Regions from separate parts of the Mus musculus genome. Here region 1 is linked to region 2. The links are chromatin loops, found by intact Hi-C in ENCODE. Cell type or tissue: gastrocnemius. All regions are shown on one strand. Each heading gives the region's core, and the rest is flanking DNA. Links, peaks and the distances in the headings are about the cores only.

Region 1 (15,163 bases), core at 2,492-10,491, 60 kb after region 2:
CACTCTAATCAGAACTAGCACCAAGGAAGGGCTTAGAAAAACTTCCCAAGAAATTGTCATGAAGGCAGAATGGGCCTGGCCTTCCCCCCAGAGTGTTGGCTGAACTGTTTGTTGTGTCTCTGGACCTATCTCCCCTTCTGTGAAATGCAAGAGTCCCAGAACTTGGCAAACCTTCCCATCACCTATCAACATCAGCACCTCATCAACATGGCCTTTTTAAAAACCAGGAAACAAGTCTTATGAAGTCCTTCATTCAGCCACTCGAGGCTCATATCGTTTCCCTGGACTCCAGACTCCATGGCTGCCCACCCCTACCACCTCAGCTGTGTGAACCCCACGTGCTGGGCAAGCACTCAACCACTAACTCCTTTCCCAGCCTTTACAGTTTCTTCATCTGTCCAACTGTCAGTTCCTTCTCATCTTTGTTGTATCCTCTCCGACCACACCAATGGGCTCTAAACTCCCTTGTCAGCCTCTCCTGATGAGCCTTCCTTTCGGTGCCAACTAAGAATTTATCAGCCCGACACAAGCTACAGTCATCTGGAAAGGGAACCTCGATCGAAAAAAAAAATACCTCCATCAGACTGGCCTGTAGGCAAGTCTGTGAGGAATTCTCTTAATTGGTGATTGATGTGGGAGGGCCCAGTCCACTGGGGGTGGGGCTACCCTAGGCAAGTGGTCTGCAGCTATAGAAAAAGCAGGCGATGGAGCTGGAGAGATGACTCAGCAATTAAAAGCACATACCTGTTCTTCCAGAGGACCAGAGTTCCAGTTCCAGCAACCACATCGGGCGGCTGGCAACTGCCTTTAACTCCCCCTCCAGAGTAATGCAATTCCTCTGACCTCTGCGGGCACACACTCACATGTATGTATGGCACACACTCACATGTATGTATGGCACACACTCACATGTATGTATGGCACACACTCACATGCATGTATGGCACACACTCACATGCATTTATGGCACACACTCACATGTATGTATGGCACACACTCACAAGTGCCTGCTCACACAAACACACAATTACAAACAATGAAACAAATCTCTACACATACTAAGATAATGGCAACAACAAAACACTGAGCGACCCAGAAAGCACCTCCTGCCCTGAGTTCTTGCCCTGGCCTCTCCCTATGATGGACTGTGACCTGAGAAGTGAGCCAAATAAAGCCGCTCCTTCCCAAGTTGCTTTGGTCTTGGTCTTTATCACAACAAAGGAAAGCAAACTGAGACATTTTCTTTCTTTCTTCTGAGTCCAGCTGTATGCCTTCCTCTTCCTGGTGACTCTATTTCCCCATTTGTCCTCCTAAGTCGGGCTGTTTTCTCACCTCTGCTCTCAGGACCCTGGCCCTAGACAAAGGATTGATGTGTTTGCTGCTCCTCATTTTACCTTCTAGGGCGCATCTTCTGTCCTCCTGGAGGATAGAGAGATGCAGCGTCTCCCTTTCCACTGAATCTCAGGGACCAGCACATAAGTGAGCCGCAGCCGCCCCCCCCCCCCGTAGTGAAGCCCCCCACCCTGAGCCACAGTCCCCTCCCCTGTAGTGAAGCCCCCACCCTGAGCCACAGTCCTCCCCTGTAGTGAAGCCCCCCACCCTGAGCCACAGTCCCCTCCCCTGTAGTGAAGCCCCCTCATCCCGAGCCACAGTCCCCTCCCCTGTAGTGAAGCCCCCATCCTTAGCCACAGCCCCCCCATAGTAAAGACCCCATCCTGAGCCACAGTCCTCCCCTGTAGTGAAGCCCCCTCATCCTGAGCCACAGTCCCCTCCCTGTAGTGAAGCCCCCATCCTGAGCCACAGTCCCCTCCCCTGTAGTGAAGCCCCCATCCTTAGCCACAGCCCCCCCATAGTAAAGACCCCATCCTGAGCCACAGTCCTCCCCTGTAGTGAAGCCCCCTCATCCCGAGCCACAGTCCCCTCCCTTGTAGTGAAGCTCCCTCATCCCGAGCCACAGTCCCCTCCCTTGTAGTGAAGCCCCCACCCTGAGCCACAGCCCCCCGTAGTAAAGCCCCCTCATCCCGAGCCACAGTCCCCTCCCCTGTAGTAAAGCCCCCATCCTTAGCCACAGCCCCCCCATAGTAAAGCCCCCATCCTGAGCCACAGTCCCCTCCCCTGTAGTGAAGCCCCCCATCCTTAGCCACAGCCCCCCCATAGTAAAGCCCCCATCCTGAGCCACAGTCCCCTCCCCTGTAGTGAAGCCCCCCATCCTTAGCCACAGTCCCCCCCTGTAGTGAAGCCTCCACCCTTAGTTTCCCCTTGACTCCTTCCTATGTTCCACCAACCCCTTACCAAAACCGTCTTGCAGACTGTATCCTCACTCTGCCCCCTGCTCTGCTCAAAACCACTACAGTGTCTCTCACTGGGAACGGCCATGCATTGTCCCTCCCCCCATCCTTTCTCTGTCACCCTCTCCATCATCCAGAGTGAAGCCAATGTCCATCACCAACCCTCAAGGCCCTGTGTAGCTGCTCATCTCAACCCCAACCCTCAGCCTCTTCTCCTCATGCCTACCCACACTCCCTCTGTTCTTCCACACTGGCCTCGTCCACACTCTTTCCTCCCTGGACACGTCTACTCTCTATAGCTAAACAGTGAACTTCCTGGGGTGGAAGGGAGGGGAGGGGAGGAGAACCCAGAGGGAGAGGGAGGACAGAGAGCTAAGTAATGTTAAGGATTTTGGAAAAGCCATAGTAAAACATTGTTTTATGAGCTTACCTAAAAACACATATATAATCTATATGGTTCAAATGGAGTTAGGCCACATAGGGTGATAATGTCTGCCCTTTCCCTGCAGGAGCCATAGTCTATTTAGCAAAAACTCCAGTGCCAGATAGGGGAAACCTTCCTTCAAATGGTTGACCAGGAGATTCCAAGAGACCCCTAAAACAACATAGGCTGCTCCCATTGCCCTTGGTTGCCTCCCAGAACTTGAAGGTAAGACCTGATTGCTAAGGAGCCTGTGTACTTCAGGATTTAGAAGACTGGAGCTGGACCTGACCTGCATACCTTTCCCTTGAGGACTGGCTCTCATGATATCGGGAGGGCGTCCTGTGTGCTGCCAAGGGAGAAAAGCAACCGATAATCCTGCCCAGCTATAAAGCCCACCAAAGCACAATGAGGAGCCCAGCAAGATAGTCCCAAGGGTGGGCTAGCACCACTTTATCTGGGGGTAACTAACAGCTGTCTAACTGGAACTAAGGCCTGCTCAAATGGAGGGACTTCCTGGCTGATACTATAATTGTAGCCAGCTACCCATGGTTAGAGAGGTCATAGACCCTCAGTGGAGAACCTACAACTGCCACTTTCCTAAACCAGCTAATTCCTAACTGCCCTCTAAATGCTTATCCTATCGCCCCTCATTGAAGCGCCTTCGTTAAGCAAACTGTACGCTTCCTGACCTTCTTCTGCCTGTGGGTGAGACCACCCTAGTCACCCTCATACTGCCATTCTCCACCTCCACCTCCTGCTTTCTTCCTGTCTTAGAGACACCATGACCACAGCAACTCTTATAAAGGACAACATTTCACTGGGGCTGGCTTTTGGTTTCAGAGGTTTGGTCCATTAACAGTCATGGTGGGAAGCATGGCACACCGACAGAGGTGGTGCTGGTGAAGGAGCTGAGAGTTCTACATCTTGATCCACAAGGCAGCTGGGAGAGGACTGTGAGCCACTCAGCCTGGTTTTGAGCTAATAAGATCCCCAAGCCCACCCCCACTGATACATCTCTTCTAACAGAGTCACACCTACTCCAAAATGCCACACCTCCTAATAGCCACACCCCTAATGGCCACACCTCCTATTAGCCACACCCCCTGATAGCCACACCTCCTGATAGCCACACCTCCTGATAGCCACACCTCCTAATAATGCCACTCCCTATGGGCCAAACATTGGAACACTTGAGTCTATTTGGGGGGGCATTCCTAACCAAACCACCATTTCTCCCCTTTAGCTTTTTCCAGAAATGCTCTGTATCATTTACTTACCTTGTTTATATTATACCCCAATATAGAACATAATCTCCTGGAGAGGCAGTGACTTCTGTACTTTTATTCAGGCACCTAGAACAACACCTGACATACAGTCAGCAGACACTTGGTGACAGAACACAAGACACATAAATTTGTGAGGGTGAAGACCACGTCTGCTCCTATTTGCCATTCTATATCTCCAGAACACTACGTCGTGGCACCCTGCTTAGTGGATACCTGCCACACAAACTGGGTAAAATGGAGACATCGGAGTGTCGTGAATTAAAATGTAATGGTAAAGGCGTGAGAGTAAAGACCCTCCATCCCTCTTCAGTCCTCAACACAGAGTCTCCGAATTGTCACTTGCTGCTGGGGAAGTCTTGAGGAACTCAGCTTGTAGCCCTGGCTGGCCTGGAACTCATGATGGAGACCAGACTGGTCTTGAACTCACACTGACCCATCTACCTCTGCCTCCCCAGCCCTGGGATCAGCGCCAGCCCCAGCCCCAAGCCCACCCCTGTGCACTTTCCTTTTGAAACAGGGTCTCACATAGTCCAGGTTAGAAAGAGCTTGAATTCAAGGCCAGCCTAAACTGGAAACAAAGCAAGACTCTGACTTAAAATAAAAAAATAAAAGACTGGTCGTGTAGCACAGTGGCAAGGTGCTTGCCTAACAAGTGAACCAAGCCCGATTTCAATGTTTTCCTTTTTAACCACAGATAAAAGAGAACGTGACCTAGAAAGTACTTTATAGCACTGGTGCTACTGATGGAGATCACTAGCAGCCTAGCCTGTACAAGACCCTGGCTTCAATCCCCAGGGCTGCATAAACATAAATAAATAAACACATAAGGCCACCAGAGCTGAAGCTCTGAGAGCAGCAGGAATGCTGAATCATGCTCTCCCTGAGACAATGCTTACAAGGCCCCCTCTGCCAGGTCACACACATTTTCTCTGTCTCCGATTATGACTTCATAACTCTCCCTTTTCCTAGAGTTGGTTAATAATTCTGACCGGAGGATGGTCAGAGATCTTAACTGTCATTAGTAAACCTGTCCTCACAGAAAAGCTCACCACAAACACATACACATCGAATCATGATCTCCCAAACACAGTCTCTATCTCCACAAAGGCCTTGTGCGCTTTACAGTACAAGCCTCATGCTTCAATCTAGGTAACGAACATTACCAAAGGCCTACTATGTACTGGGTATGGGAAAAAAAAAATCTTTTTTGGAGAATCCTAGATAGGGGAGGGGTCGGATACAGGCCTTGTACACAGATCAATTATAATAAACTTTCAATGGGTGCTACTCTGATGTTGTTTGGTAGCAGGTGGAAGATATCTCCATGGGGATAGAGAAGGGAGCTTAGGAATGACGCAGGAGATACCAGTGACTTGAGCTAGATTTGAGGGATGAATGGAATTCTACCATCTGGGGGGAACCAGATGGGGACCTCAGACTGATATTTCAGTGGAAGCCCAGGAGTCACAAGACAACAGTGAAGCCAATGTTGACTGGCGCGTGAAAAGACAGCAGGATCCACTGAGTACGGCTGTAACTCCCAGCTGGTGCTGTGTGCATAATGACCTCACTCACGTTTATGAGTATTAATAAGTAAGAAGAACGGAGCACAAGCCACGCGAGTTGGCGTGAGGACCTATTACTATGACTCCGTGATTACAGTTGTTACTATTAGTTACATGTGTTTTGGTCTTGGAATCACTTGTGTTTAGGGAAATAAACATTTACTGAACGATTAAACAACGTGCAGATTCTCAAAGGAACAAAATAAGGTAGATAAGACGTTAAGCCAGCAGAGTATAAAGGGGGACTTTCTATAGGACTGCTTTAGTAACCTGAGGGTCACTGCTCCAGCCCCAGCCCCAGCCCCATCCAAATTCAGGTTGGTTAGGGTAGATCTTCTAAGTTAAAATAACCATCACAGAGCCAGGTAAGTCGATTTCTGGGGGGTTGAGGCCAGCCTGGTCTACATAGGAAGTTCCAGGACAGCTAAGGCTATCCAGCGAGACCTGTCTCCAACAAACAAACAAACAAACACACACACACCAAAAAACCTGTCTTCAATTTCTCCATCCATCCATCAAGCATCTATATAGATTTTCTTGTAAATGACTAGTTTGTGAACACAGACATTTTCACACATGAGTTCTACTTAATTGCTTACGTGCTTCCTGAATCATTACGATTTAATTTTCACTTTTCTTACAATTGATTCTTTAACACGAAGTTTTATACATTCAGAGAGAACATCTTCAGAAGTGCTGATGTACACGTAAAGACTGACAAACAATAGGAAAATCTGACTACCGTCTCTCAAAAGGATGTTTTTACAAGCTGTAAAGAAAACAAGGAAACTCATCTTGGGAATGGACACAAGTATATATTAATGACCGGTTTTAGATCACCAAAATATAACTGATCATTCCACTTAAATATGGAACCCAAAGCTTTTCAAGCTTGGAGAATCTCAACTTAAATATGACATACATGATTCAAAGAGATGGGGGCAGGAGAGAGGGCTCAGTGGTTAGGAACACTGGCTGCTTTTCCAGAGGGCCCAGGTTGGAGCCTGCATGGTGGCTCACAACTATAGCTTCAGTTCCCAGAGGATATGATGCCCTCATCTGGCGTCTGAGGGTACTGCATGCACATGGTGTACAGACATACATGGAGACAAAACACCCATAGACATAAAATTAACCGTGAAAAGGCAAAACCAAACCAAACCCTAAAATCAAAGTCAAAGTGATTATCACAAAGCAAAGCCGAGACATTTGGCAACAAAAAAGCTGTAAGAAGAATCTAGTTCTTCAAATTCTCTGTTCAGAAATGGCGTTCACCGTTAACCAATCAGGAGGGTTTCAGCAACCCAAACTTAAAAAATGGTATTTTTACACTTAAGCACACCACTTGAAATGTGGAGTGTCTAATGCTTGCATATAACTACTCCCAAAGTATATGCATTTTGAACCTAGTAAGGTTTAACTACACCTACCGATGAACAATGTACAAAACTGAGCTATTTCACTTAGGGACACATACTCAAAACCTCACTTGTAAGTAGTCTGTTCAGGATGTGGAATCCCTACCCTTGCAGAAGGAACTCTACTCAACCAGTTAAAGATGACATATGGGTAACATTCCAAGAAGCATCCAAGACGGCCCAACCCTCCTCAGCCCTGGACCCCCTGAAATAGCTGGCTACCTCGGAGGGCTTACCGAGAACACAGACTGTAAGCCAGTGAATACGAGTTTCCAAAGTCATGGATAGCTTAGCAATACATAGCAGGCATGTATTGAAGATAATAAGAATAAACAGAACGCTTTGAATAGGCAGTCAGGGATAATAACCATTTCCCCCAACCTCCCACCTCAATTGCCCTGGACCCGGCACTGAAGGGACCAGTGAGGCCTGGAAGTACTTGGCTATTTTGGAATCTGAATTAAACATTCTTTGGGAGGAGGACAAATTAATGGAAACCATCAATCGTCTCCTCTCGCCCCTTCCCCTCCAGAGACGATCTCAATCTTTCTCAGCTGTCTCCCATAATTAGGCTCCCAGTTTGAGAATAGTGTTCTACCTAGGGCGTTCATCACTGGAGCATACATACCACTGGAAAAGTTTCCCAAACATCTGCCTAAGAGCAATTTTGTGAATTCTGGGTTGGTTCTTTTAATTTCGGGATCCAATCCGGCAGGCCACCTGTGCTCGGAGAATCTACAGTGTGAGGTTTGGTGCCTTTAGCTTCAGGTGAATGTGAATGCCCCATTAACTCATCTCCTAAATGAATTAAGCATCTTCTCTACTCTTGGCCTCAGGCTGCTGCAGAGGGGCTACCTCGGAGCCGGGCTCAAGGAGGAGAGCGGCCGGCTCACGGGACCCCGGTGCCCCTCCCTCCCTCCCCCGGCTGAGCTCACCTAGGTGGCCGCCGACGACGGTGACGGCGATCTGGTCCAGGAACACCGCCCGGAAACCCACGTCCTGCTCCGAGCAGCGCTGGCGGAGCGCGCGCAGGATCTGCACCTGCGGGTAGTCCTCGCGGATGAGCCGGTCGGTCAGCAGCCAGACCTGCGCGCACATGGCGACCGAAGCTGCGGCCGCTCGCCCGCGCGACCCCCTGGCGCGTCCCAGGCGAGCACCGCGGCTTTGCTTGCGCCGTGCGCCAGCCGCCTCTGCAGACCCGGCCGGCGAATGCTCCGGATCGCCTCGCGCCGACGCCGCCGCCGCCGCCTCCGCTGCCTCCTCCGCCGCCTCCGCCCAGCCAATCAGCACGTCGCGACGCCCGGGGAGGACCCGGCCCGGAGCCTGCGGAGCTGCGCAGCCTGCGGCGGCCGGGCGGGGCTGGGGCGACCCCGGGAACCGATGGGCCACTGGCTGGGTAGGCGCGGTGCTGCTCCCCCAGAGAAAAGTGCGAGTCTTGGTTGCACCACCAACCTCTTCCAAAGACAACTCCCAGCCTGGCAAGGTCACATGGCGGGGCTCTGCAGCTGGACTTGACCCTTAGAAGAGCGATCTGTCTGCCCCAATCCTGGCCTGCAGCCTGGCTGGGAGATGGAGGCAGTTGGGTCTTAGCAACCAGATACTTCATTTAGATAATTCGAAGATCCTTTTCCTTTTCTTACACCCCAGTTTGCACCAGCGCTTGACCATCATAACCCCAGTGTCATAAAAACAGGTTAAGACCCCCATATTGAGTTAGGGGAACCCCTAGGGCGCGTTTTTTCCTCCTAGTCCACACCCCACTTCCCCTCCGCCCTCCAACTCAGTCCTCTGTACATACTGTCCGTGGTCCTAGCCGTTTGCAAATTCTGCCCGCAAACAATAGCGTGAAACCTGGTATTCGGTTCTTGAAAATAAATTAATTATACATTTATTTATGTATGTATTTATGTATTTATTTATTTATGTATTTATTTATTTATTTATTTATTTATTTATTTATTTATTGTGCACAAGGTGAGCTGGTGGCCTGTTACCACAGCTTGATCGTGAAGATCAGAGGACAACTTTCAGGATCTGGTTCTCCTGAAACCCACCATGTGGATCAAAGTCAGGCTAGGCAGCAAGTGCTTTTACTCTCTGAGCCATCTCACAGCTCCTAGCTAGTCATTTCTAAATAACTATGGGGTTGACTTTAGCCAGTTGTGTTTCCAGCTCTTTAAAACATCTTTTTGAAATCATCATCGCCGCCGCCATCATCATCATCATTTTGGTTTTTTCAATATAGGGTTTCTCTGGGTAACCTTGTCTCCCTGTAGCCCTGCTTCCCTGTAGCCCTGTGTAGTTTCTGTCCTGGAACTCACTCTGTAAATGTGATGGTTTGTATATTCTCAGAGTGGCACCATCTGGAGGTGTGGCCTGGTTGGAATAGGTGTGTCACTGTGGGTGTGGGCTTAAGACCCTCATCCTAGTTGCCTGGAAGTCAGTCTTCCACTAGCAGCCTTTGGATGAAGATGTAGAACTCTCAGCTCTGCCTGCACCATACCTGCCTGGATACTGCCATGTTCCCACCTTGATGGTAATGGACGGAACCTCTGAGCCTGTAAGCCAGCCCCAATTAAATGTTGTTTTTTTATAAGACTTGCCTTGATCAAGGTGTCTGTTCACAGCAGTAAAACCCTAACTAAGACACCGGGTTAGTCTCAAATTCATTACAGAGATCTGCCTTTGGCTCCCCGAGTGCTGTGATTTAAGGTGTGCTCCACCACCACCCGGTTTAAATGATGTTTTGTGCATCTTCGATGTGTGTTTGAAGCACAGGGTCACGTGAATGCCAGAAGGAGCTTGCAGGGTGTGCAGAACAACTTTTGGGAATGGGTTCTCTCCATGGTAACTAGGTTTGTCCAGCAACACCTCTACTCAGTCAGCCCTCTTGCTCTCCCTAACGCATTTCTTCCTTCTTTCCTTTTCCTTTCTTTTTCTTTTTACTCTTTTACAAAAGAAATTTTATGGTTTCAATCTTGACTCAGCAATGACATCTCTAAATGGGCAAGACATCTCTGCGAAGGTGAATGGTGAACTGCAAATGTCCTGTCCACTAAGATATGCCTCTGGGAAGTTCTGTATTCAGGAAGTTTAAAAAAATATTTTGAGGCAATAATGTTGCTAAAGCACCTCCCTAGTCCCCGAATGCATTTTCTAGGTGATGAAACTGTAACCAGTGCCTTGTAATGGGTACTTTCAAAGAAGGCGATTTAACCACAGCTCCACTCAAAGCCAGATGCCCTCTCCTGCCTTTACCATTGAGGTTGCATGGTTTTTGAGGACAGGATGGGAGGTACAAAGGGTCTCACTCTGTAACCCTGGCTAATCTTAAATTCATAGAGATCTGCCTGCCTCTCCCTCCCAAGGGCTGGGATTAAAGGAATGTCCAATTTTCTACAGCAATTTTTATTGCTTTTGGAGACAGGGTCTCGTGTAACCCAGACTGTTATAGAACTTGCTATAGCCAGGAATAACTTTGAATGCCTGATCTTCTGGCTTCCACCTCCTGAATAGTGGGATTGAAGGCATGAGCTGCCATGCCTGGTTTTATGCCAGCTCTTGGTATATATCTTGTGTAGCCTTGTCCCTAAAGGCCATCTATGGAATTACCCATCAGATACTATTAGGGGTCAGAAAACTTTGAAATGGAAGAAAAACAGTGACAAATTCTTTCCTAGACCTCCTGACCTTGTAACACCCATAGCCTTTTCTTCCTCACGTAAGGTATAGAAACCAGAATTCTTTTTCCTAATGCTGGTTATAAAACCTGGAAGCCCCCTTCCCAGAAGCCAGCTGTAAAACCTAAAAATATACCGTATTCCACTATGGGTGTTTTACTCTAGCATCAAAATTCCTCAAGCACGGAAGTAGCTTCCCCAAATAAGACACAATTTTCTAAAATGTGTAATGCTGTGGTTTGGATAAGCATCCACCTGGAGACCCATGTGCCTTAAGGTCTTGGCTGTCAGTCTGTCAAGCTGTTGGGAGATGGTAAAACACCTAATATATGGATCCCAGTGCAAGAAATTGGGTCACTGGAAATGGAGGCATCCGATGTCAGCCTTCCCTCAGTTTGTTCTCTGTCTGTCATGCTGTGAGAGCAGCCTTCTCTGCCAAGTGTCCCAGAACACACTGTCTTGTCATAGGCCACAAAACAGCAGGTCAACCAACTCTGGATAGAAAACTTCAAAATTATGATGAAAATAAATTTTTTGCTTTATAAGCTGATTATCCCAAGTGTTTTGTTATTGTAATGCCAATTAACACATATTACTTAAGTAGTATTTCTTTGCATATGATTTCCAAATTGAAAGCCAACCTTGATTTCCAAATTGAAAGCCAACCTGAGCTTCAGCAATATAATAGGATGCTGTTTGCTTCCATGTCTGAGTTCCTACTGTTAAACCCCTCCATTCTAGGTCCAACTGTCTTCGACAATAATGGGAAGGTATTATCTCATATCAAAGAAAACTGGGGGTAAGTGACTCTACTGTCTATTCACTTAACTTCTCACTAACAGCAGGAACCCATATCCTTTTCCACACTGTTCCTTTGGACACCCATAGGATGATACCAACAGTCACAACCTCACAGCATCCGGCACAAGTCAAGACCAACTCTTTCCATGTGGCTTTTTAGCATCAAGAAAGCCTTTCTCAGAAGGCCTCAGTTAGATTTCTCACACCCAAGCCAGTCACTAGTGTCAACATGAAATAACATCTCTCTGCTTTCAAGGATACAGGAACAATGTTTATTTTACCATGGCCCAGGAATATAGACTCAAGTTATCCTGAGCGACACAGAACGAGATCCTATGTCAACACATTTATCAAATGCATTTGTGGAACACTGGAGTCTATAGTTTGTTACACTTTAAAATACATCCCCATGGTTTACCTAATAGTCATGAGAGTTTTCACCATATACAGAGGACCAAAGTATATGAAAAGCCTAAGATAGTCCAAGAAATTTTTGGCTTTCAATTTGTAACATTCTATTTCTCTATAAATATGATTGATGCTCCATCCTGGTGAGGACTGAGAGTTTGCAGGATTTTAAATAGAGACGTGGCTTCCTAAGAAAACTTCAGCTTCATGGTAGGAAAGAATGAGGGTCCACCATGCATAACTTAAATTAGTGCTGATTCTTCCAGTGTCTGGGAATTGGGCTCTCCTCCCTATCCACAAGGCCATATAGAGGTGGATGGACATTGGAGGAAAACAGGGACCATCTAAGGAGGACTGAAGGGAGGAGAGATGCCAAGAATACAAACTCTGTGTCTGGAATAGTGTCGGCCTCTTATGGAAGAGGAAAAGCAGTCGAACCACACATTGACTTTCAGTGCGTCTGCCTGGGTGTCAGATCTTCTCAGAGTTCTTCACCAAAACAAGTGGCTGGCTAAGTCTGATGTCATCACCACTGGGGTAGGGAAGTATGACCCTTTCCTCAACAGCAGAAGAAAAAAGGCAAGAAATTGTGACCTATAATCCAATCTGTTACAAATTCTGATTTGCCAATCATTTCTCTTCTCTTTAGGACTCCCAAGGAAACAACACACAAGAAAGAAATGGGATGGATGGAAAACAAAAGGCCGTGGCTGGGGAGATATCTCAGTCAGTAAGATACTCTCTTTGCAAGCTCAGGACCTGAGTTCAAATACCCAGTAGCCCACGTACAGCAGACTCACGTACAATCCAAGTATGGGTGGGGGAGTGCAGAGGGAGCTGGGGGCAGAGAAAGGAGGGTCCCTGGGGCTTGCTGGCCAGGCAGCCAAACGGGGGAGCTCCAGGTTCAGAGATTCTATCTCAGATAAGTTGGGGATCAATTGAGGAAGATGCTTGACACTGTTCTCCAACTTCTGCACACATGTGCACAGAGGTGCACATGCAGTAATACCACACATGTATGCATGTACACACACATACCAGAAGATCATCTTATTCTCAACATACCTGGTAAATAATAACCTGGAGGGCAGAGTTCAGCCAAAAGACTGATTTGTCTCACAAGGCAAACTTGGGACAGTAAACCTAGACTGCTTGCAGGGAGGGAGGGAGAGGTGCTCATCCCATCTGCAAAACAGACCAGAAACTTTTTGGTTTGCTTTTGAAATGTGACCCCTCTTATGTCACCAAACTCTTGGATCCAATGAGCTCCTCCTACCTCGACTCCAGGCAAACCACAGTGCCACGCCCTACAGGAGCAGACCCCACAGTGCCACACCCTACAGGAGCAGACCCCACTTTACTCAGCTGAACTTGGACTTATTTGGAGACCTAGTTGTGTGGTACAGAGAATGATCTGTCCTAGCCAGAGTCTCAGCTTTGAAGTGAGGTTTTTAAATATACAGCAAGCCAAAGTAAAAGAATAAATAACATGTAACTGACAGACAGACAGACAGACAGACAGCAAAATGTCATGAAGTGTGTCGTTCAAAGCATCCACCAGAAACCAGATGAGGAAGCTCCGCTGGGGAAGCCATGCAGAGAGTTCACAGCCGTCTTGGGCAGAGCGGCTCATCCCTTGTTCCTAGGGTGAGACTCCGACTAAAGGAAAGAACAGCAGCAGAAAGCTCATCAAATTGTGTGTCCTAGGGAAACTGACTGGGGAAGCTGAAGCAGTCAGCCTGAGGTCCAGAGGTCCAGTTGAGCTTGCTGTGGTTGGCCTGCCCACGGCTGGAGTTCTCTCTCTCTCTCTCTCTCTCTCTCTCTCTCTCTCTCTCTTTAGTTTTTCGAGACAGGGTTTCTCTGTGTAGCCCTGGCTGTCCTGGAACTCACTCTGTAGACCAGGCTGGCCTCGAACTCAGAAATCCGCCTGCCTCTGCCTCCCAAGTGCTGGGATTAAAGGCGTGTGCCACCACTGCCCAGCTGGAGTTCTCTTTCTACTGCAGGCACTTTTGTATCATGAGACAAATGTTAGAAACTTCTGTTGGAGACAGTGTCCCTTCTAGCTGCTCTCAAGGGCACACTGCTTTCCATTCTTGATCTCTTCCCTCTTTGCCACAGTTTGAAGGGCCAGCCCATCCTACACAAGGGGACTGGGAAGACTTTTAACCCAGATTTGTTTGGGTCTGAAATTGGGAGAAGCAACACCCCCCCCCCTTCCAGAGTTCGTTTCCCAGGGAGTTAGAATAACACATAATTTACAATACAAAGGGCATTGCGATTGGACTGGGTTTTCACTGCAGGAAATGGGCAATCACCTTTTAACCCAGAGACCGGACTCCTAGGAGAAAGGTAGACTAATTAAGTCCTATAAGGTGATGTGATAAGAAGCACAATGGAGGAGCCAGCAAGATGACTCAGCAGGCAAAAGCACTTGCCCCAAGCCTGTGATACAAGTTCAATTCCACTAATGCACATGGTGGAAAGAGAATCTACTCCTGCAAGTTGTTCTCTACCCCCGTGTGCTCACTGTGGTACACACAAGCTCCACACCACATCAGTGCGTAAACATAGTAATACTAGAACCAAGCTCCTATTTCAGTCTTTGTTGTAGATCCCAGAGTCTCTCTCTAAAGGCCTTGGGATGTACTAAGTGGTAGAAACATCTTCGGCTACATTTGACTTTTTTCCCCTCAGACTCTAGAATCAGCCCCAGGAGTGAGAAAAGTGAGGAGAACATGGGTTCAATTTATGTTAATGAGGTGACTTTTGGAATGCTCGATGGGAAGCAACCAACCGTGTGGTTAGAAGGTGGGAACATGCAACCCTACCCACATCTATCCCTGGGAGGAAGAAAGAGCTACAGTTTGAGTGTTCAATGGCCTACTTAAGGAAGAATCAATCCATAAGACCCCATGAACATCCTTAGAGTTGTGAGCTGGTGAGCACACGCCCCAGATGGATGCCTCTCTTCCCCCTGGTTGCTCCTGAATTGGATCCTTCATAATAAACTGGCAACTGTGACCAAGATGCTTGCCTGACTGAGTTCAGTGGGCTATTCTAGCAGGTTATCAGACTCGATGACAGAGTGATTGGGAATCCACAGTTTATAGCTAGAGCCAGGATTGCAGGAAGTGACTAGCACCTGAACAGACTACAGTCTTAGGGACTGAACCCTTAGCCTGTGGGATCCAATCCTAATGTCAGGTGCATAGTGTTAGGATTGAACTGAATTGTGAGACACCCATAAAGTAACCACAGAGACTTGGGTAATTGCTTGTTGTAGAAGAGATATG
Region 2 (15,163 bases), core at 2,426-10,425:
CAAAGGACAGCTTTCAGGAGTGAGTTCTCTGTAGCCCAGGCTTTACCACCTTTTTGTTCCCAGAAATAGCGACTCAGACTGAATTATCTTTAGCTTTGTTCCCCAACCATCATGTATCCCAAAAATCCTATTCATTCATCCTATGAGTGCCACATGGCAAGTTACCTCTTCTTCAGTTTGATGCTTCTGTCTCCATCAGCATTCCTGGGCGAATCTCCTTCTCGCTCCTGACTATCCCAAAAATCCTCTATCTGTATCAGAACTTTTACCTCCCTATTTCCTGCCTCAGCTCATAGGCCAAAAGCCTTTTATTGAAGATTTCACACATTGCACAAAAGATTCCCTCTACAGTTCTCTGCTTCAGCATGCAGGTTCGAGCCCAGATCATAAGACTTGCTGGGAAGAAATCTTGCTGGCCTGGAATAAAACATTGTTAAGAAGGATAATTTTATGAAAGTACATATAGAAACATTAGTAGTATATCAGAGAGCTCTTGGTTTATAGTACAGTAGATCATAGCATATAGATAACAGTAATTTGTGATATTTTCCCTTTAATTGAATGTTTGTGATACAAACTTAAAGGCCTTCGCTGGCCAGCAGGGAGAAAATGTCAAGTGGTATTTGATGATAAGAAGCAGTAGGAAACTGGGTGTGGTGGTTCATGCTTGCAATTCTAGCACATGGGAGGCAAAGGCAGGAAGATCACTGTAAATTCAGGGATGGCCTGGGCTAATAGTTCAAGGCAAGCCTGGGCTACAGCGTGAATAGTTTCAGAAAGAAAGGGAAGGAAGGAGAAAGGGAGGGAGGAAATGAAAGGAAGAAGGAAGGAAGGAAGAAGAAAGAGAAGCTTTAGTGGATGGTAGAATGGATGCCTTGCATAAGGGCATCCAGATGGAGGTTAATAAACCCTGATGATGCTTGAATAAAACATGTCGGCCTCATAAACAGCTTAACTGTGCTCCCAGCTCCTCCTTTATATCCTGGCCTGGGGTGAATGTATGGGTGAGACAGCTCAATATTGATGGCACCCAGAAATGTATGAAGAAAGCTGTTTATTTAAAAAGGCAAGCTATGTCAGTTACTGTCAGTGGAACAAAGGTCAGGAAGTTGGATACATTATTTATTACCTTTTCCACCGTTCCCAGTGACTCAGCCTGTCTGTCCCTCTGCTGTGGAATGTGACTGCTTCTGAATCCCAGTGAAGTGTTTTTGTTACTCTGTTTTCAGTAATTCTCTAAGATACCCCCACCATTAAACAAAACAACAAAATCCTTAAAATGCTTTCTATCGCTTCTCTGGTAGTAGTATAGTTTGTAAATTAAATCCTTGGCTGTGTTCCTGTTATCTGGAGGAGGAGGAAGAGAGAGTGGTGGCTGCAGCCATGTAGTTCCCATGGCTGCTTTTGTGCTGCATCCAGAGGCTTGAGTTATTGCACCTGAGACCTTGGAGCTCCGGAAACACACAGTAGTTGTTGTCCGGAAGAAAAACAGAAACACACTGGCCACCTTTCCCCTAGATTATAGTTACCTGTTTTGAAATATGTATAATGTATAATAGATGCGTAGGTGAAAATGTCTCCTTAGCAGTAGAAATGCAAAAGCCAATGATTGCATACCCTCAACCAGAGCCTCAGAGTACACAGAGCTGAACTGACAGGGTCGAAGCAGGGAATGGTCCAGGCAGTAACAGCAGTGGGAAGCTTTAATAGCCCACGTCCAGGAGTGAATAGAACAACTAGGCAGATATTCCTTAAGGAAGTGTAAGACTAGGGCAACTCTGTAAATTAACTAGGTCCAACCAAGTCTGTGGAACACCCTAATAACAGAACGTGCATCTTCTCCAGTGCAATGTTAGGTCATAAATATGGAAGGAATAAAATCACAGAAGGTAGGTTCTGTTATGGTGCAATGAAATCATAACCAGTAACAGAAGGAAGTTTGGTAAGTTTACAATCAGGTCAAAAATAACACTCTTTAAAATCCAGTGGGCCAAAGGGAGACTGAAAAATGCTTTGAGATAAATGAAAAGGAAACAACAACATATACCCATACTTATAGGGTATCATTGATTTTGTAGTTCCTATGAATTTACAGCTGTTAATGTACACAGTAGAAAAGACCTCAGATCAGTAACTTAGTATTCCATCTAAAGAACAAACAAAAAAAATGTATTCATTAACCCATTCATGCATGGCTCTGCATTAGATCAGACATGCTAGGAGAAGGAGCAGAGGGGAATAAAAAGGAGAGTAGGAAAAACTATAGAAAGGATAAGTGAACATCACTTTCTTGAAAAAAAAAAAAATCACAAAGCTAATGAACTTTACCTAGAGGGGCCAGAAAAAGAAGATTCAAATTACTGAAATCAAAACTGAAGTTGATACCATTATTGCCGGCCTTGCAGAAATAAGGGAAATTATAAGAGAACACTCTGAACACTGTATATCAAGAAATCAGATAACCCAGATGAAAAACAGACCCATCCCTAAGAAGCACCAAACAGACATAAGAAGCAATGTCCGACTGGATCCATAACAAGTGATGGAAAACCAAAGCCAGATAACACAGGCTGGTGTATTCTTTCACCTTTAAAGGAAAATGAACACAGATTCTTTAATTTGTTAAAAAGAGGAACAAATAACTCATAATATTCTATATTCTATAAGACCCATATTGTGCCAGGAATAAAACCAAATAAAATATCACAAAATTACAGAATAGTATCCCCAATGAATACAGATGCAAAAGTTCTCAAAATTTTAGCAAACTAAACCTGTCAGCAAATATGAAGGATTCGACATCATAGGCAATTGGGATTTATTTTAGGAGTTCAAGATAGGTTGAATATACATATATCTGTCAATATAAAACACCATACTAGCAGAATAAAACACACACACAGTCTTACTAGATGCAGAAAAACCATTGGGTGAAATCTAGCATCATACTAAACTTGGCAGGGGGTGGGGTGGGAGGAATTCCTGTTACTTACTAAATAAAAATGACACAACACACACAAAAAAAATCCAGAGCTGGTGAAGGCACAGTTGAGCCAGCCCCGCGGGTTGTGGGAGCAGGAGAGCTGGCCCAGCCCCTCACAGGCTGCAGCACTTGGGAGACTGGGGCCTGCACTCTGACTAGGCAGCCCAAGCAGCTGGCTCTGGAGGTGTGGGTGCTGTTGAACCCACCCTGAGGGCATGAGAGCAGAAGAGCTGATCCTGCCACCTTCCTGTGGCAGCTTTGGGTGGCATAGCTGGAGCAGTGCCAGAGAGCTTGCCCTGGTGGTTTGGATAAGGGAGAGCCAGCTCAGCTATTAGCCAGGCCCAGATCCTGGGCTCTGAATTGGCTCACCTCAAAATCTATATCATCTGCAAATGGTTGGAACTCATGAAAGGGCCAGTCCTGCTGTCCCAAAGCTGCAGGATATCCATGACACCGGGCAATAAAAGGATAACCAGGAGGAGTCTGGATGAGAATCCAGTATTGATGGTGTCATAGAAGCCTTCGATCTCAGAACCCAGAGCAATGACTCATTGCAATGAACATTTGCAAGTGAAGATGTGTGGACAGAGGGATATAGTGTGGGACACGCTGTGACATGCTACAGCTTCCGCGAGATGTTTTCTATGTTTTTGTTGTTTGTGTATACGTTTTATTTTGTGGGAATGCTGCAAGGGCAGAGAGTGGATATGAGGGGACAGGGAGATGAGTGGCTCTGGGGTGCATGATGGGAAACTCACAAAGAATCAATAAAAAGTGTTTTAAAAGTCCAGAGCAGCAGAGAATTAACACCATACTTACTGTGGAGGACTGCGAGCTTCTCCATGCATGAGACCTGTGAGCCCACGATGCTGCTTCCACCACTCTTCAATACTGGGGCAGGGGTTCTAGTCAGGACGCAGTTAGACAAGACGATGGAGTGAAAGCCAGCCAAGCTTGGAAAGAGTAACGCAACCTCATTTACAGATGTTATGGCCTCATCGTGATGGCTGACTGTATGCCAGCCTGACTGAAGTAAGGGATGTCGGATAGTTGGTAACACCTTGTTTTGGGGTGTGTTTGTGGGAGAGAAAAGCATTTGTCCTGGGAGACTGAGTCAAGGTCATTCTCACCACAGAGAGTGGGTACCCTGCATTCCACTGATGGTCTAAACCTAGCATGGCACAGGGGTAATTTGCTCTCTTAAGTGCTGGGATATCTGTCTTCTCCTGTTCTTGGCTATCAGCTCGCTAGTTCAGGGGCCTTTGGGCTCTCGACTTAAAACAAGTAGATCCTCTCCTTCCTCCCTAACTGCTAGTCTCAGCCTTCTGTCTCAGTTGAATTACTGCTCTGGCTTTTCTGGTTCTCCAACACAGGAAACATTACAGGTCTTTAAGATTTATTTTTTTTCAAGTGTGTGTGTGTGTGTGTGTGTGTGTGTGTGTGTGTGTGTGTGTGTGTATAGAGCTATGTGCACATGAGAACAGGTGTCCACAGAGTACAGAGGAATCAGATCCCTCTGCACATGGGGTTACAGGGGGCTGTGAGCCACCCAGCATGGGTTCGGGGAATCAAACTGTATCTTCAGGAAGAGCAGTAACTGTTCTTAACTGTTGAGCCATCTCTCTAGCACCCATCGTGCAACTCTGTGTGCTCAGTATCACATGAACCAACTCCTATAATAAACATCGATTTCCCCTGGAGGATCCTAACAGGCTTATAATATAGAAAGCATAAGGAACTTAGAAAATTATATTAAAACTAAGCCATGAACACAGCAATACTGCAGGGTATGGAGGAGTAGTTAAACTCCTATAAACTAGCAATGAGCAATCCAAAAGTGAAATTAAGAAGGTCACCTTATTCAAAACAGGATAAAATATTAGAGAAAAACTTAGTCAAGGAAGTGCATGACTTACTGAAATACCATAAAAGATGATGAAGCAGTGGCCAGTCCAAAAAGAAAACCGGTGTAATTCCCTTAAATAAGTTAAATAAATAATATACTGAGAGGGTCCTGGGGTGGAAGAGAAAGCACTAGACAGAAATGATATGATATATAGACATGTAAGTATGATGCGGCCTTAAGACAGCCTTCTTCTTTGGACCAAATCCTTAAACAGTCCAGGGGTATCTCTGACCAGTAACCCAGACAGAAGGAAGGCCCGACCTTTATAACCTTCTAGGGGTGGTGGGAAGTTCACACAGAGGAGCCATAAGTTAAGAGTTGCAGCACAGACTGCCTAGCAAAACAGTGTTGAAAGAAATTAAAGACACTGAAATACTTTTATTATTATTTAAGATTTATTTATTATTATTAATAAGTACACTGTTGCTATCTTCAGACACACTAGAAGAGAGAGTCAGACCTCATAACAGGTGGTTGTGAGCCACCATGTGGTTTCTAGGATTTGAACTCAGGACCTTTGGAAGAGCAGTCCCACTGAGTCCATCTGAAATTCCAGCTTAGACAGGCTGACTCTAAAATTCATATGGAAATTTCAAAACTTACTACTGTGCTAAACTAATTTATTAAAGATTTATTTTCCTTTATGCATATGGGTATTTTTCTTTCATGCATAGATGTGTGTGTACCACATTCATGTCTGCTGTCACGAATCCTCTGGAACTGGAGTTAGTTGTGAGCTGCCATGTGGGTGCTGGGAATTGAACCCAGTGCTCCTAACTGATGAGCCACGTCTCCAGCCCCTACAGTGCTACCTACTGTGTTAAGGTTGGTACAGGAGTGAGAAGCTATGATGGCCCATAAGCGTTCACTGAGAACAGATAGTCCTTTAACAAATGGTGCTGAGTCAAGCAGACATCCACGTGGAATAAGATGGACTTGGATCCTTACCTTCCACCTCATTCAAAAAAAAAAAAAAATCATATGCGAAAGACATAGATGTTAGCCATGAAACTGTGGACAGTTAGAAGGAAACTTAATCGCAAATTCGTGTAGTTTCAGATTTGACATCAAAGGAACCAAAGTGAAACTAGGTGAGTTAGACATCGTCAAAATTTAATTTCTTGTTTGTTTTCCAAGACAAGCCCTTGCTGTCCTGGAACTCTGTGTGCAGACCAGCCTGTCTTCAAACTCAGGTATCCTCCTACCTCTGGGATTAAAGGTGCAACAAACACCACATCCAGCAAATCTTTTAAAAAAAGAAAAAAGGAAAAAAAAAAAGTGCTGCGGAGAACGTGAGCACGATGCTCCGGACATCTAGTCTGACTGAGTGCAGTGTGGGAGGAACTGTCAGGAAGTAGTCAGGCCTGTCCACTTGAGGGCAGTGTTGGGAACTCTCTGGTGGCCTCCAGGGCTGGCACAGGTGAGATGGAGTCACTGTGGCTAAGCTCACCTAACATCACCAAGCCACAGAGACTGCACTTGTTCCAGCCAGAAACACAAACCGAGTGTTTGGAAATCCAGTCACCAGGGATCCCCACAGCACGATAAAGAATGGAAGAAGCAATGCACCGACCACACTCTCGTGGCCCTCATCTGGGAGCTGTGGAAAAGAAGTGGTCTGAGGAGTACCAGACTGCTTCTGTGGAAAAAGCCACTGTTAGACACAGCCCTACCCCATTTTCCACCAGCCCTGAACACTGTGAGCCTGTGAATGGGTTGGTACTCTTCAGGACTGAACATTCCTTCCAGGTCACTGTGTCCCTGACTGATGGAGGCAACTTCTTTTTCACCATGAAGTGTATGATCACTGAGAGATTAAAACACCAGCAGATACTGGTGCCAAAGAGACTGTCCCATGAGCTAGAAACTTTTTGTACCAAGGACCAAGAGGAAGCACAACACACACACACACACACACACACACACACACACACACACTATCGTGACCCACTACTACTGGTGGTAGCAGGAGAGCAGAGGGTCTGGGAGGAGCTCTTGGGTTACATCTTTTGATATTATAAAGGGAAGCAGTTTTAATATCAGGAATGATTAGAAAGTGTTCCCTCTGACTAGGGTTCTGTAATGTAGAGCTTCCATTCTTCAAAATTGTTGCCTTTAATCCCAACACTTAGTAGGCAGAGGCAAGCAGTTCTTTATGAATTCAAGTTCAGCCTGGTCTACATAGTGATTTCCAGGACAGCTCCTGTCTCAAAAATAAATAAATAAATAAATAAATAAATAAATAAACAAACAAACAAACAAACAAATAAATATTGCCTAGAAGAAAGGAAAAGAAGAAGAAGAAGAGGACGGGAAGGAGAAACCCATAGGATGGGAGAAAATCATAATCTGAAAAATGTCTTATATTCAGAATATATTTTGAACTCCTAAAAACAGTAAAAAGATCCAGTCATTTTTAAAAAAGAACACAGGATTTAAATAAACCTTCATCCCAAGGAAGATATAAAAATGACTAATTAGCACAGGAAAAAATGCTCGTTAGTCATTGGGGAAATATAAATTGAAACCACTAAGAGAAACTCTGTCAAATCCATTAGAATGACTGCAAACACAGACATAAACAAGCGTTAGCAGGGCAGGATGCAGACATTAGACCCCCATGCCATGGGAGCTGAGGCAGGAGGAGTGCCATGAGTTGAAGGCCAACCTGAACTACATTGTGAGTTCCTGTCTGGGCTACAGAGTGGCACCTTGTCAACCAACCAACAAAAATACATGTATTTTAAACAGTCTACACCAAATTGTTACTATCCTTTCTAGAACACTAAAGACACTGGCTTTGGGGCTTAAAATACCTTCTCACTTTTTCCTACCTTCTTAACTTTAACATGATCAGATTTTGTTTTATTTTCAGAGTCAAGTAGTTACACTCAAGAGCATCTCCGACATCACAGCGACTAGAAAGCATGCCCAGTGCAGTCTGTGAATGCTTGCCCCATCCCCCAGCAAGTCTGAAGACATTGCTAGTGGTACTCTTCGTGAGACTGACTATAGAAAGACATGTCTAAAGCCGGGCGTGGTGGCGCACACCTTTAATCTCAGCGCTCGGGAGGCAGAGGCAGGCAGATTTCTGAGTTCGAGGCCAGCCTGGTCTACAAAGTGAGTTCCAGGACAGCCAGGGCTATACAGAGAAACCCTGTCTCGAAAAACCAAATGAAAAAAGAAAAAGAAAAAAGAAAAACATGTCTATGAAGTCTTTTTTAGACCCTTATGATAGGACAATTCCTTTCCCTTCCCCAAGAAAAAGATTCTCAAATCCAACAACTTCAGTCCTCAGACAACCTTAGAACAAAGTAAGGTTGTCTTTGTTGTTCTTAACAGATGAGGCACAGCGTACATACATGAGCAGGTGACTATAGAAAAGATTCCTTCACATGTCCCGCCCCCAAACCCAACAGTTTTTGTTTGGTTTTAAATAATTTTTTTGGTTAGCATGCAAAAAGGGTTTTCTTGTGATATTACACACACATACACACATGCACACACACACATGTGCACATTTTACTTTGTCCTTTTCCATATCACCCACTGCCCTCTTCCACCCTCCATTCCCTTCCTTTCTTCCTGCTGGTCCCCTTCCCTACCTCAAATAGTTTCTTCTGCTTCATGATATATAGCCCATCACCCTCTGTCGTTCCTCCTTCCTTTTAGATATCCTCCTCTTCTTTCATACTGTCCCACTTTTATGGTGTGTGTGTGTGTGTGTGTGTGTGTGTGTGTGTGTATTTAAGTATGCATTACAGATATGAGAAAAAGCACTATTTGTCTTCCTAAGTTTGGCTCATTCCATTTAACATAATGGTCTCCAGTCTCATCCATTTTCCTTAGAAAGTCATAATTTCATTTTTCTTTACAGCTAAATCAAATTCTGCTATGTAGACATACTACATCTCCTTTATTCATGTGTCTGTTAATGAGCATCTAGGCTGGATTCATTTCCTGGCTATTGTAAATCATGCAGCAACAAACATAGATATACAAAAACCTTTGTGGGTATGTGGACTTACAGTCCTTCAGGTGTGTGCCAGAGGTGGTATAGCTGGGTCACACTGCAGCACTGTTTTTTAGATTAAACTTTTAAAATACTTAGTTATTTCATTTGATGGTTTATCTGTGTAGCCCTGTCTATCCTAGAACTCGCTCTATAGACCAGGTTGGCCTCGAACTCCGAGAGATCCATCTGCCTCTGCCTCCCCAGGTATGGAATTAAAGGTGTGCACCACCACTTCCTGGCCACAGTGCAGTTTTTATCCAGGTACAGACGTGAGAGAAAATAGACTTCCATCTCAGAAAGGCTTTAGGCTCCTGCCAGGTTTGGGTTGGGCTGGCTTTTCTGGGATTTAGAGCTGGGAGAAGACAAAGACATGCTAACCCGGTGTGATTTGTTATCAGTGGTCCTGTGCATCAGAAGGCTGACTGGGACAGCATCCATGCGAAGATATGCCAACTGCTCATTCCTCTGCGCACCACCATGCCCTTCTACAACTCAGAGGAAGAGAGGCAGCATGGTCTGCAGCAGCTGCAGAGGCGACAGGCGAGTCCTATAGCCCGTAATGGTGAAGGCAGGGCCTTGGTCTTGATGCTCCCAGTCCCAGTGCCAGTCACTGGGTCATTCCCACGGTTTCACTGAACACCCACTGGACTAGTTTGCTTGGGTGGCCATAAGACGGAGTGGTACAAACAACAGACGTTCATTTTCTCAATACTGCTGGAGACTGAAAGTCTAAGTTTGCGCCTTCTCCCTCCCCTCTCATTCCATCCTTCCTTGTGCTCCCCCACCCTCCCTCCCTTGTCCTCCCCCAGCCGTGTGCATCTTCGGGTGCACAGGTATGCTTGAGTTGCAGGTGGATGCTAGAGGACAACCTCAGGTGTCCTTCTTCAAGAGCTATTCACCTTGGTTTTGACTGTGCTTTTTTTTAAAAAACAGGATCTTTGACAGGGCTGGGCTTCACCAAGCAGGTTAGCCTAGCTGGACACTGAGCCTATGGCTGCTCCCTCAGTGCTGGGAGAGCAAGTGTGCCCACCATGCCTAGCTTTTTTACGTGGTTTCTGGGTATTGAACTTGTTGCATGTAGTTTTAAAAAAACCCACTACTGCCTTTGCCCCGGAGCTGCTGTGCTACCAGCCCTGCCCCCTGCTCCCTTTTGTTCCACCAGGCTTAGCTCTGGAATCGAACACAACCAGCCCTAACCAAGACACACTTTGTTACCTTAACTTGCCTGCTAGGCACAATTGCTGGGCGCAAATATCTCCTGGCTATAAATATGTGCCCTTACCAATCTATTATCTCCATCTCCCCTTCTGCCCTAAATGCAGTGGCTTGTTCCAATTAGCTCCTACCAAACATCTTTGCCTCCCACCCCTATAAGTGGAGGCTGCAGGCCCTAGCTCTCCCCAGGCCTACATGGTTGCTACATCCTCATTCCTCCAAAGTATGGCAGAAAAGCCCCTTCTCTCCTTCCCTGTGTCTCTTTTTTCTCTTGGGATCCAGAAGTCCCACTTGTACCTTCCCGGACTTCTTTATTGACAAATCAAGTACCAGTTAGTGAACTAGACCTTAGTATCAGAACCTCCCCTTACAGGTCCCCATGCACCTGAGACTTTACTGACTAAGCCATCTCTGGAGCCCCAGACTTGGTGACTTCTCAGACCTCTCTTCCTGGATGATGGATGGCTACCTTCTTGCTGAATCTTCATTGGGTCCTCCGTTGTTGTACACATCACTGGTGTCTCTGTGTCTGTCCAGTGTCTTGTTATAAAGATAGCAGTTAGGGCTGGTAGGATGGCTCAGTGGGAAAGAGTTTGCTGCTGAGCCTGACAACCTGAATTTGATCCCCAGAACCCACATGATCAAAGGAGAGAACTGACTTCTAGTTGTCCTCTGACCTCTACACATGCATTGTGGCACTCATGGACACACAAAAATGTAATTAAGACACCAAACAGGTTAAATTAGAGTCTATGTGAGTGGATCCATTTTAACTTAACCACCTCTTCGGATGGCATTTTATCCAAATTACCATCATCCTGTGGAATTAGGGTTTAAAGCCTCAGTACATGACTTTTTATGATACACAGATCAGTCCATAGAATCCATGTGTCAAGTACTGTGATAAGACAGTATAGGAATTTATATCCAGTAAGATGGCTGCTCTGACAAGGGATCACATCCAGAGATATGATCTGGCTGGAATGCAGACACGCTACACACCTTTAACTCCTCTGGCTGGAATATAGACATACCTTTAGTTCATACTTTTGACCCATCTGGCTGGAATACAGACTTGCCTTTAGTACACATCTTTAATCCCAAACAATGTTGTCTAATTGAAGGGCAGACAAAGTGACGAACCAGAGAAGATTTGACAGAATGAGTCGGAGATTGGATCTGTCCAACTCTCAGGAGAACAGAAGAGGCTACTTCAAAGCAGGGAGGGAGAGACAGTTCAGTTCAGTCAGTTCAGTTAGTTTGGAGCAATTCAAAAGCAGTCTTTTCCAAGGAGAGCAATTCAATCAGAAGCCAAGAGAAGCCAATTTGAATCAGTCAGCTTGGAGAGGTATTTGAGCCAGAACAGTTGAGTTGAACCAGCCAGCCAGAGTTCAGAAAGAGCTACAAAAAGTAAGTTTATTCAGTAGTAAGTCTCACAGGCTGAAGAATTCTAAGCCTAGGTTAGCAGACAGAGGCTGGAAACTGAAGATTAGAATGTACAGAGGCTAGAAGCTTCCAGGCTTAAGCCTAGGGATAGACCTGGGCTCAACCTAAGCCATGTATTCATAAAGCTTGGATATGGCTCTCAGATCATTACTTTCTCTGAGGAAATAAAAGCTACCCCTTTGGCATACCTCTGTCTCCAAAAGTATTTACATCATGATTCATAACAGTAGCAAAATTACAGTTATTAAATAGCAATGAAAGTAACCTTATGGTTGGGGAGGGGGTCACCATAACATGAACTGTATTAAAGTGTTACAGAATTAGGAAGGTTGAGAACCACTGGCATATTAAGATATTTAAAATATAAGTGAATAAAAAAATATTAGGTTATAAAGGCATCATCTTGTGTCATCTATAGCTTTCTAAATTAAAGTTTTATTAAAATTAGGCTGGGGATGTACATCAGTTGGTATGGGCTTGGCTAGCAAGCAACGAGCCCTAGGTGAGCTTTGGTATCACATAAAACTGGGTACTGGCACATGTTCACCCACATAGTGAGTTTGAGGCTATCCTGGATTCCATACGACTCTGTCTTTAAAGAGTATAGAAATACAACAATGAAAAGAGCTACAGGATTGCTGTGTCCAACACTCCTGTTTGCCAAGTTTTGAACTATAAGGAAAGATATCTGTTCCTGGACCTTGGCCTCACTGTCCCAAGTTTGCATTTTTATCCACTACACCCCTGGAGCTCATATGCACCTAGTACAGGCAGGGTCGCCAAGTCCCTTCAGCCAGACATTGGCTTTACCTGCGCTTCCACCTTGCCCTTTGCCTGGGCTCAGAGCGCCCATTCTGCCTTCCACAGAAGCACTTGATTGAATTCTGCTACACTGTTGCCCAGAAATATCTTTTCGAAGGAAGACACGAAGATGCCGTCCCTGCAGCTTTGCACTCCCTTCGCTTCCGCATGAACGTGCACGGCCTGAGCTCAGTCGAGCTCGTTCCTGCTTACCTGCTCCTGGCTGAGGCCAGCCTTGGTGAGTGGAACTGACCTGAGACCCCCAGAGCCCATTGAAGTGCTGTATTGATCCTTGTCAGGGGCAAGACACCCTTTGTGGAAGAGGGGGATGGGATGAAGGCTATAGGCATAGCTGACAGAAATCCACTCAAGCTGGGCCTGGAGTCATTCACCTTTAATCCCAGCACTGAGAGGCAGAGGAAGGAGGCCACCCTTGTCTACATAGAGAGTTCTAGGACAGCTAGGACTACATAGGGAGACTCTGTCACAAACAAAACAAAGCAACAAAAAGAAATCCCCTCAAGCTGACCTGGACAAAGGGGAGAAATCATTTAGGTTGTTAGGGTGTCCCTAGGGGTTTATAGGAAAGTGACGGGCTCTCATTCTTTTTCCAGTGTCCCTTCTTTTTCCTCTCCTTTTTAAAGCACCCCTTACAAAATTCAGTCAGACCTCAAGCACACTAGGTAGCTTAAGGGGTGACTTTGAACTTCTGATCCTCCTGCTCCCACCACTCTTCCTTCCAGTGCTGAGATTTCAGGCCAAAACTACATTCCCAAGATATGTGTTGTTGGGGATTGAACCCCGGTCTTAATTCGGTAGGCCAACCCTCTACCAATTCATCTACACCCCAGCCCTCTTTCTTGTCTCTGCTCCTCTGTATGTATCTACATCAGTGTGCCTATCTGTAGACTAAATTTTAACATCCTGTCCTCACTGCAGGAGACAGTTATCCTCAGATATCAGATCTAGCTACATCTGCATGTCCTCTGGATTCAAGTTGAGAAGCAGAAATGGCTTAGCATCTGATTTCCATTACAAATTCCCAGAAGACAGAATTTTGCTAACCTAGTTGGAATGTAGCATCTACCCTTGTTCCTGGGGTCAAAGTCATAGTTCAGAAATGGGAACCCGCCACCCTGAGAGTGAGAGCACATGCTTAGCAGGCACCTGTCTGACGGCTGCTACAGATGAGCATTCTGAGAATGGTTCATACTCTTGAGCATCTACAGGGTCTTAGGCACCATATATATCTTAATAGTCACCATTTTGAATATCATTCTTCAGGCTAGGACTATGGCTCAGCAGTAAAACACATTATCTAGCATATGTAGAGTCCTGGATTCCAGTCCCAGCTTTGAAAATAAAGTGAGGTAAAGCTGTTGTTGGTATAAGTGCCCCATCCAAGCCTTGCTGTCGAATGCAGAGGGGTCCCTGTGTCTGGAACGCTCTAGTGTACATTTTCCACCAAACTCCCCCTTTATAAGCACAGTGAAGTCTTTCATTCAGACTTCTCCAAAAATGTGTTTATAATTCCCAAAGTTACAGAATCTGAAAGAGTCACAACTCAGAGACACATTTCCTCTTGTGCAGCTATTTGTTAAATCTTCTCTCTGAAATAATCTCTCAGCTTTCCCTTGTTTCTTTTGACTTCAGAGATCATTAGCCAATTAAAAAAAATATACATTATTTTACATATCTGGGTATTTCACCTGCAGGTATGTTTGTCTACCTACTATTCCTAGTACCTGAGAAAGCCAGAAGAGGGCACAAGATCCCTTGGAATCAGAGTTACAGACAGCCACGTAGGTGCTGGGACTTGAACCCTTTGTACTCTTAATTGCCAAGCTAATTCTTCAGCCTTGCCAATCATTATATAAAGCATCTTAGTTGGATTTGTCTGCAGTTTCCTTGCTGGGGACAGGAATGTCACAGAGGTGGCAGTGTGTTCTTAATCCATGCTATAAATGGACACAATTTTCCCATTACTGATGTTAACCCACAGGCAACACCAATCAGAATGTATTAGATGGAAAGTCCAGACGTAAGGTCTAGAGTGGAGGCAGGAAGGTAGCAACTTCAGCTACAGTGTCTAGATGCCGTGCAGCTGAGCTCTGTTTAAAGATCATAGTTGGCTTTATTTGCACTTCTAGAATCAGGCAGCATCTCCTTCCACCAAGTAGAAGATGTGCTCCCATGCCCCCTCTAATTTTCCCCATGGGCTGGGGTCTGACTTCATAGTCTGCTGCAACTGGCTAGTTTGAAGAAGAGTGGGAAGGGGCCATTTAAGTCAGTTAAGTTTCAAGAATACAGCAGGGCTTTTGTGGAAACAAATGTTTAACTCTGCTAGGGGGGCAAAACATTTCCATAAAGGTTTTCACAGGGCGGGGAAGATAAAAAGATTTGAGTTCCTTGTCATAAACAAAAGTTTTATAGTGCTTTACAGAAAGACAATCTCAAGCATATGACATGGGCGTGTGTGTAGAACCACATCTTCAGTCCAATCTCTCATTTCATATCTTCGGGCCGCTTCTCTCACAGGGAGGATGCTGGCTTCCATGGCCATTGATGGGTTTGTATGTATAATGGGCTTCCAGAAGCTGAACCAGTCTTCTCCTCCAGTCTAAGTGTCCACCCCAAAGATGCCCTCCCCTCTGTGTGAGTGCTGTCCCCTCCCTCGAGGCTGACTCCTGCATGGATCTTGTCCTTAGACATTTGGTTCCGGCTCTCTGTACCAGGTCTTGTACTTCCTCACCCTGCTGAGGTCTGACACCCCATTCTAGACTGTGGGCAGAACGCC

What was found. Hi-C counts contacts between places; a loop is a spot of excess contacts. Peaks named below come from ENCODE experiments on the same cell type or tissue, not always from the same donor. Only the 100,000 strongest peaks of a DNase experiment are listed, where the experiment ranks them.
Region 1: a loop joins it to region 2, with 5 times the contacts of the local background. A loop is called at or near these places in 4 of 42 quality-filtered maps.

What each region holds. Positions count from the first base shown.
Region 1 is chr4:119,484,381-119,499,543 of GRCm38, forward strand. Rimkla (ribosomal modification protein rimK-like family member A) reads right to left here and starts at 8,218. Exons shown (of 5, transcript NM_177572.4): 1 at 7,917-8,218. The coding sequence starts at 8,079. In gastrocnemius, for the core only: a CTCF peak has its summit at 6,624 (motif pointing left); DNase peaks (open chromatin) are centred at 5,499, 6,620 and 8,207; H3K4me3 peaks cover 1,128 bases.
Region 2 is chr4:119,424,648-119,439,810 of GRCm38, forward strand. Zmynd12 (zinc finger, MYND domain containing 12) reads left to right here. Exons shown (of 8, transcript NM_001014900.2): 2 at 9,303-9,444; 3 at 12,433-12,604. Among named protein-coding and RNA genes, the nearest start is that of Zmynd12, 9.5 kb to the left of the region's middle. In gastrocnemius, for the core only: a CTCF peak has its summit at 6,259 (motif pointing right); DNase peaks (open chromatin) are centred at 3,228 and 6,274.